Linked DNA regions of Homo sapiens: region 2 is linked to region 1. A link is a contact called in ENCODE Hi-C or POLR2A ChIA-PET data. All regions are on one chromosome and are shown on one strand. Each heading gives the region's core, a stretch centred on a gene start or an enhancer-like site at or near the end of the contact. The rest is flanking DNA. Distances are from core to core; before and after follow the strand shown. Region 1 holds the start of TFEB (transcription factor EB). Region 2 holds the start of CDC5L (cell division cycle 5 like).

Region 1 (3,964 bases), core at 904-3,403:
CCCTCTGCCACCTTCCTCCTATATCCTCAGTGTAAGTCCTGGTCCCTGCAGGCTGAGCCACCATGATTGGGGTTGGGAGGAAGGGCTGGGGAGCCAGAAATGCTGGGTCTCCTGCCTTGTGCCATTTTCCGACTCCACGCTTGTACTCATTTATCTTCCCCACTCATTGATTCTAAACCCCCTTCTCTGGAACAAGGCTATGAAATAGAAGATTGTCATCTATGATCAATTATTATTAATTAGTGGGGAGAGGCACTGGGCTCTTTGTTGAGCACTTACTAGGGCAGACCACTGTGCAAAGCACTTTGCTTCATGATCCCATTTAATTGTCACAGTATTTAATGAGGGAGATACTCATTTCTGTTTTACAAATGAAAACTTGGAGGTTCAGAGAGGTTGAGTAACTGACTCAAGGCGACACAGCTAAGGTTTGAATTCAAGTTGGTTTGGCTCCAAGGTTTAACCACCAGGCTGATCTGCTCCAAATTGGGAGCAGGAGGGAGGTCTGTGGGAAGAGAAGTTTCCCATCATGGGGAGAGGAGACCCTGCTGAGGACCACGGCAGCCTGAATGTACCTGTTCCAGAAATCCTCCCACCCGCTCTGCTCTGGTGGCTCAGTTGGCCTATGAGCCCTCAAGGCAGAGACCCTGGCTCCCTCAGCTCTGCACTTGTGCTCCCAGCCCAGGGCTCAGAGCTGAGCAGGGCCCAGCTCATGTGTGGACAAATGAATGAGTGCTGCCTTTCTTTGTTGAGCAGAACAACGGCTACTGCACCGTGGGAGTCGAGCCCACCTACCTGTCCTCCCAGAACGGCCAGCCCCTGTGGATCCTCGGGGATGTCTTCCTCAGGTCCTACTATTCCGTCTACGACTTGGGCAACAACAGAGTAGGCTTTGCCACTGCCGCCTAGACTTGCTGCCTCGACACGTGGGCTCCCCTCTTCCTCTTGACCCTGCACCCTCCTAGGGCATTGTATCTGTCTTTCCACTCTGGATTCAGCCTTCTTTTTCTGGACTCTGGACTTTCTCTAATAATAAATAGTTCTTCTTTATGTTGGTCATCCTGTTGTTTTTGGAAGGGAGTTTTCCCTGAGTGGCTACAAGGTTTCCTGGTGGGTCACTGTGATTCTAAGAGAAATGGGACCTAAGGCATGGCTTGGGATGGGCTCTGTAACCCTCAGAGCTTAAAGTTCATACTTTTCCCCTGGAAAGGGAAGACAGTGGTAGCGCCATCATGGGTGGGTGGGTGGCGGGCCGGGGGAGAGTGTTCCTACTTGAGTCACAGAGAAATCGAGCCTATTTGCTGGAACCAACTCAGCAAGGGATCTTGTCCCTTTGGACTTCATCCCTGTCCTCCTCAGGAGCCTCTTAGCAAAAGATCCAGAAACCAGGAGCAACATTGTATGTGGGGAAGGAGGAGAGAGAGGAAGAAAAGGAGGAGGGGAAGGAGAAGAAAAGCAGGGGAGGGGCTGGGGGAGGAGACAGGGAAAAAGGGGCGGGGAAGAGGAGAAAGTAGAGAATGATGCCTCCGCACCCTGTGAACTTCCAACAAGGGAAGGTGACATGAAAGGAGCTCAGACAATTTCTGTCCAGCAACATGACAGCAAGCTCAGGCTGGTGAGTGGGGCGTGAATGTAGAACCCATAATGGGGGCAGGCTGCCTTCTACTGTCATATTTTACCCTGTACTTCGCCAGGCTCACCCTGGCCTTGCCCCTTATGATCGGGGCAGGGATAAAAGTGCAAGATCCAGGTCCTGCACCCTACTCCTGAAGAGAAGCTGGAATTTGCCACAGGTGGAGTTTCTATGGCAACAGCACACCATCTGGGACCCTCTCTTTCTTAGACTGCCGAAGGACAGCAGGCTGCAGGTTCCTTTTAGGGGGTCGGACAGGCTACAGAATGTATCTTAGTGAGCCCTGGTTTGGGACTTTACTGAGAGGAGAAAGAAAACTTGCAAAGAGGTAGAAGTGGATCAGAGGTTCCAAGTCAAGAGCCTCTTTCCCTGTAAGCCTTAGTCCGCTGAGCGGGACTACAAATCCCGGCGTGCCTAGCGGGACTGCAGCGAGAACTACGCTTCCCAGTGGGCGCCGAGGCAGAGCGGCTGGGAGGCGGGGCGGGTGCTGCCCTCTGCCGGGCGCGGAGGGAAGTGTGCGTGGAGTGACAGCCGGAGCCCGGGCGCCGGGCGCGGGGCTCGGTGACAGCGGAGGCGGCGGCCCGGGCGGGACGCAGGGAGCGGCCGCGGCGCCGACGGCGGCGGGAAGGGCGGACGGGGCGGGCCTCCCTGGTGGCACGGGGCCGGAGCAGGCCGGGAGCAGGTGGCGGGCACAGCTTGCGGGCCAGGCACCCGAACTTGCGACAAGTTGCCGGAGCCGCGGGGCGCGGGCGGCGGACAGATTGACCTTCAGAGCGAGGTGAGCGGGACCGGGGAGCGAGAGGCACGAGGAGGGCCCGGGACCCCCGACCCAGGCTCCCTGGCCCCTATCCCGTGGGTCCCGGAGACAGGTGGGAGGGTGGGGGATGCCGGCAGGAGAGGGAAGCAGGACCGTGCGCGCCGCCACCCACCCGCAGTCCGTCCGCCCCCGGGCGCCCAGCGCGTGGCCCGAGCGGCGCTGCCCGCCGAGCCGGGAGCCCCCTCGGCCCCTCCCTTCAGGCGCGGGCCGGGGGCGGCTTCTCCGCGACCTTATGTAACCGGGCGGGAGGGGCCGGGCGGGCATGGGCCTTCCCGGCCCGGAGCTGGGAGTCGAAGGGGCGGGAGGCGTGATGGTGAACTCGCAAGAAGTTTGAGGGACGCGCGGGCCCCGCGCCCACTCCCCCTCCACCGGACACGGCTGGGGCCGGCGATGCCTGAGAGGGGGTCGGAGGTAGGGGAGGTGTGCGGGGGCTGAGTCTGGCCAGGCCAGCGGGGGGAGTGGGAGGGCCAGAGCGGCGCCACGCCCCGGGGGCTGGGCTGATGGGGGGGCGGGTGGAAGTACCATCTCTCCCTCCCTTCCCGTCCCTTCCTCCAGCTCGGTCTCTTGAAGAAGCCGCCCCTGGCCCCGTCCCCTCGAGTCCCTGGGCAGTCTCTTTCTCCCCGTGGGTTATTCTATGACCCTGGGGAACACCAACCCCGGAGCGCTCCCTCCGTGCGCCCCGTTGTCTGCCTCCCCCCGGGTTCCCAGCTGCCTGCCCGCCCCCCGAGTTTCCCCCTCCCCCCGTCTCGGTCCCGAATCCCGGAAAACACGCCCCCTTCCCCCCGATCCCCCGAGTCCGTGCCGCCCACCCCTGGGCTGTCCCGACCAGCTCTGGCCCAGCGCGTCCGCTCGCCTCCTGGAAGGGAGCGGGCAGATGCCAGCTCGGCCCCCTCCCCGCGCGGGGTTCCGGCTTCACGCACGGCTGCCCCGAGCTGCTCCGGGCTGCGCGAGCAGGTTCGCGCCGCAGCCGCCTGGCGCGCCCCAGCCCCGCGCCCCGGGTGAGGAAGGGAGGGAGCCCGGGGCGGGGCTTGTCTGCGCGAACCCCGCTGGGCCCAGGCCCCCGCCCTCCGCTCTCCGCCAGCCCCTGGCCGCTGCGCCTTCCCCCGAACCCCCCTCAGCTCCAGCCGTCGTTCTCTCGCCTGTCTGTTCTGGGGACGGTTCAGCGCGGAGCTTCTGCACTCAACTTGAGCGCAGTTTTTGGCTTAGAGCTCGCTGGGGAAGTGCAGGTTAATTACTGCCCAGCTCCCATCCTCTGCCCTCCCCCCATCCCGAGTGAGGGGCTGCTTCATCCCTCAGGGAAAGGGACAAGACGGATGCAGGCCCCCAGTGACACCTCTGGGGTGTGGCCTCAGGCCCCTGCACCCGCCCTGGCCGAGATTCCATTGGCCCAGACCTGGCACTGTTGGGCAGCTGGGGATGAGGTTGGAGGCTGGTCTCTGGTTTCCTTCTGGGTGGACAGATGCGGATGCGCTCGGTTAGAACGCAGTTCTTGGTGCCACGACTGGGAGACAGTC
Region 2 (3,964 bases), core at 1,050-3,549, 2.7 Mb before region 1:
CCAATCTGAGAAACCCTACTTTATGACAAAAATTAAGAAAAAGTATTCTTCAACGTGTGGCTGTCCTTCTCTTCAAAAAGGATAACTAAAAAACACAACAACAACAAAAATGTATAACTCATTCATTTATACACTCACTCAAAAAACACTTCCTGAACATCTACCTTGAAACATCTACCTTTCCCTTGGGGAAAGGTCTTATCAAACAGGACATATCCAGGCCTCAAGAAGCAAGTTGGGACTCTGGTGAATATATTCTCCAATCCAAGCCTCCTGTCTCAAGTTTATACATGGCATTTCCCCTCCAGCCCCTTAACCCCAACTATGACCCAAGAATCCACATCTCAGGTCTAACCTAAGAATTACATATTTCTACCCCAACCCCACTAGTCAGCTCTCCTTCCAATTTCCCCCCATCTCTAGATACCATTTCACCAGGGCACCCATTGCCATGTGGAATGCACCAACCTCAAGGAAGCCTGGCAAGCCAAGCCAAAGACAAGAAAGTTAATGGAGCCATAGATGCATGCACTTAGGCGATTTTACTTCTAGGCTTTTTTTCCCACATTGGATTTGAGGTACGTGCCTCTTGAGATACCCCACTCCATCCTCTACATCTCCCATGATCAAAGATACTTTTTAAAAAGACTGCAGAGCTTTGACCACTGCATAGGAATCCTACTGTTACTTGATTTTATATCTGTCTCTCCCTCAGAAGTCATCTCTTCTCCAATTTAAACAGTCTGGTTCCCTCGGTGGAAGCTGAGGCAGTTTTCATTGTCTTTTTTGTAACTTGGTTGCAGTACAACTACACTTAAACACATTTTCAATTAAATAGATACAGCAGATACCTACTCTACTTGATTCATTCTGCAAATACCTGTCGAGCAACCTACTTCATGTTGGTTACTGTCCTAGGTCCTAGGGATACCAAGACCTGGTCCTCTCGCCATGCTGTCTGGTGAGGTGAAAGAGCAACTAGCTCTTACTCAGAGGCTACTATGTGCCCTACTCTGATCTAAATATTCCAAACGTATTAACTCGTGTAATCCTCAAGAGAGGTTAAGTATTATTATCCCAATTTAGAAAAAGTAGAAAACTGAGGCTTTCAGAAGTTAAGAAACTTACCGAGTACCACACAGAGGATGTGATGCTTACAAAAAGACAAAGCAAGTTTTAACAAACGGAAGAAAAAGGTATCATGAGAATATCGGGGGTGCAATTAATTCTTACAGAGATTCCAAGAAGTGTTTCCGAACTAGGTTTGAAGGATGATCAGAAAGATGTCAAGCGCTAGGAAGGCAAAAGATGTAAAAAAAAAAAAAAAAAGAAGCCATAAAATGTAACGAAAAAAAGACACAGAGCATGAAAAGACATGATGTGCTCCAGAAACTGATAAATTCGGTACACTCTGAACACAAAACGCACTAAAATCTAATTTCTATTTCACTCCCACTCTACTGCCCTTTGGCTCACCAATGGCACTATCCACTACGTTTCTGGAAACAGAGACTATCCTAGGCCAGTTTTTCCTTTCTGGCTTCTATCTAGGCAAAGGCAGTGACAGAAAGAGACAGACCTTGGGATCTGTCGAGATGGCAGACAGGTTATGCCCTGATAACAGATAACCAGAGAGATGCGGGCATAAACGGGCTCTCTGAACCTGGCACTCAAACTGCTTCCCCTCTGCAAGGAAGTCAATGGAGACACAAAGTTGTGGCCACGGCAACTTCTTTATTTCTGAGTATGAGACAGAGTCGTGGTGCCTGGACTAAGAGTGGATGGTGCCCCGGGGGACCAACTCTGGCTGAGTTGGAACTCTGAGTTCTTCCCGGGGCCGGGGGGGGCGGGGGGGCGGGGTGGGAGGGGGCGTATTCAAGTCAACAAATGTTCACTCAGGGCCTAACAAGTGAGCTTGGAGCCGAGTAGCCAGGTGGTGACATCACGGTCCCTGTCCTACTGGCGCTCGCACAACACGGGGCCAGACACACGGAAAGGGCCCCAAGGGTCAGCCCCCGGGCTGCCCTCCACGCAGACCCCACAGGGTCTCCTCGTCGCCCCCCCGACCTCCGCGCGCGTGCGCACAAGCTGCTAGAGGGAGCGGCGGGCAGCGGACGGCGGGAAAAGGAGACTTACCTCGGTATTCCTCCATACGCCCCCCTTGATCATAATTCGAGGCATCTTGGCGGCAGGGTGTCTCGGCAAGCAGCCGAGAGGAGCTTCAGAGAAGTAGTAACAGCGATTGGGCCACCGGACTCAAAGCCGCCACTTCCTCCAAGCGCGACCTTCTGCTTTGAAGATCTGCGCAAGCGCAAGGTGGGAGGGGGCGCAGAATAGCAAGTCTCGCGAGATATTGGGTGGCTGAAAGGGAAAAAGTGTCTTGTGGAAGCTCAGCTGCAGGAAGACTAACACAAAACCATCAAACCACTCTGGCCAAAGCGCCTTACGCCCCGCGCATGTCCAAAACAGAATGGAAGAAACTACGGCTCTCGCGAGATAGCGGCGGTAGCGCTTGGCTGGGAACTTAGTGGTGGGATTGATCGTGACGTCACCGAGTGGCAGAGGGTGGGAACGTCACGCGTACGGAATTTCAGCACAGTTGCTCCGAAGAAGGCTTTGTTAATTTATTAATCTAGCCCTTTCAAGTATTTCAGTAATAGGAATTTATTCACAGAATACTCAGGAAAATCCAGTAGTTTATTTAAGGCTCAGTTTCCTAACCTGTAAAATAGAGATCATAGTAATGCCAACCTCACAGGATTGTCGTAAGGGCTAAATGAGATCATAGACCCAGCACAGTATCTGATCCATAATAACTGCTGCAAAACAATAGCAGCTATTACTGCAAGGAGGGCAACGCCAACTTCACCCCGTCCCCAGGTGATCCAGGCTTCTTCCAGAAACCTGCAGAAACGTCACGTCAGAGTTTTTAATTCATCGCCCAGTCTGGATTAATAATGCCATTGGTACGCACTGGTATTAGACAAAGTCGAGTTGGGTTGAAATATTGTGAAATCTTGGCTTTCTCATAAGTTTGGGTAATAACCTTACTGAATCTCAGTATCCTCATCTGAAAAGTGGAGCTAACAATACCCGCCTCGTAAATGAGGAGGCAGATTAACTGAAACATAACTAAAACCCAGTGAGGTAGGGATTGGCAAACTCTCTGCTACCCCACCCCAATTACTCATGCAGTCTCCTTCATCCTTCCAGAACATCTCTGGCTCCATCCCTGGAAAATATCAAAATATTTAGTGGGTTGGGAAATGCCCTATTTATAGTACTTAGTATTTATATAGTGCCTATCTCTTTATATTTCTTCATTTCTCCGTTTGCCTCTTCTGGAAGAGCTACAGAATTTTCTTTTTCCTTTTAGCTTTTATTTACACACATTCTGTGCAATTATGGTCAGCAAGAGGGCATTTTCCATGGCCACCCTGGTAGTGTTTGCCACTCAAAGGTTTATGCTGGCGGGCAGCCCGCCCTTGAGCTGTTTACCCACTGTGTGGTGTATAAGAAACCATTGGACCTGTGGCCAGTTAAACTCAAACAAAATGTTTTCATTTGGACCTCTCCTGTAATGGGGCGGTTTTTTTTTAATTTGTTATATTTAATTTTTGTGGGTACATAGTACACACATATTTATGGGGTACATGAGATATTTTGATACTGGCATACAACACATAATAATCACATCAGGGTAAATGGGGTATCCATCATCTCAAGTGTTTATCTTTTGTTTTACAAACAATCCAATTATAATCTTTTAGTTAATTTAAATGTACAATTAAATTATTTTTTACTATAGTCACCCTGTTGTGCTATCAAATACTAGGTCTTCGAGATTTTAACACTGGAGCATAGAGGAGGTCAGTCTCTACTGACTGCTGAACATCCAACACGTGACACCCAGGAGTTGTCTACCACCATGTTTTGGACTAAGGGAAAAAAGCAGGTAAAGAGA

Evidence for each region. A loop is a pair of places that touch in the nucleus more often than their neighbours do. ChIA-PET counts read pairs that join two places held with the same protein, here RNA polymerase II (POLR2A). Pooled maps may share reads with other maps.
Region 2: a map of CD4-positive, alpha-beta T cell shows a loop between it and region 1 (4-fold over the local background). The contact joins the promoter of CDC5L here to the promoter of TFEB in region 1. A Hi-C loop is called at or near these places in 1 of 168 maps with a recorded cell type or tissue (CD4-positive, alpha-beta T cell) and 6 of 50 pooled maps. POLR2A ChIA-PET finds 5 or more read pairs at or near these places in 1 of 52 experiments (activated CD4-positive, alpha-beta T cell).

Annotation. Positions count from the first base shown.
Region 1 is chr6:41,733,797-41,737,760 of GRCh38, reverse strand. It overlaps TFEB (transcription factor EB), which reads left to right and starts at 2,153. Exons shown (of 9, transcript NM_001271944.2): 1 at 2,153-2,411. It overlaps PGC (progastricsin), which reads left to right. Exons shown (of 9, transcript NM_002630.4): 8 at 1-31; 9 at 757-1,050. The coding sequence ends at 909. RefSeq lists silencers at 1,995-2,464, 2,505-3,034, 3,165-3,604.
Region 2 is chr6:44,386,041-44,390,004 of GRCh38, reverse strand. CDC5L (cell division cycle 5 like) reads right to left here and starts at 2,299. Exons shown (of 16, transcript NM_001253.4): 1 at 2,137-2,299. The coding sequence starts at 2,181. It overlaps LOC124901323 (a long non-coding RNA gene), which reads left to right and starts at 2,086. Exons shown (of 4, transcript XR_007059595.1): 1 at 2,086-2,966; 2 at 3,836-3,955. RefSeq lists an enhancer at 2,218-2,417.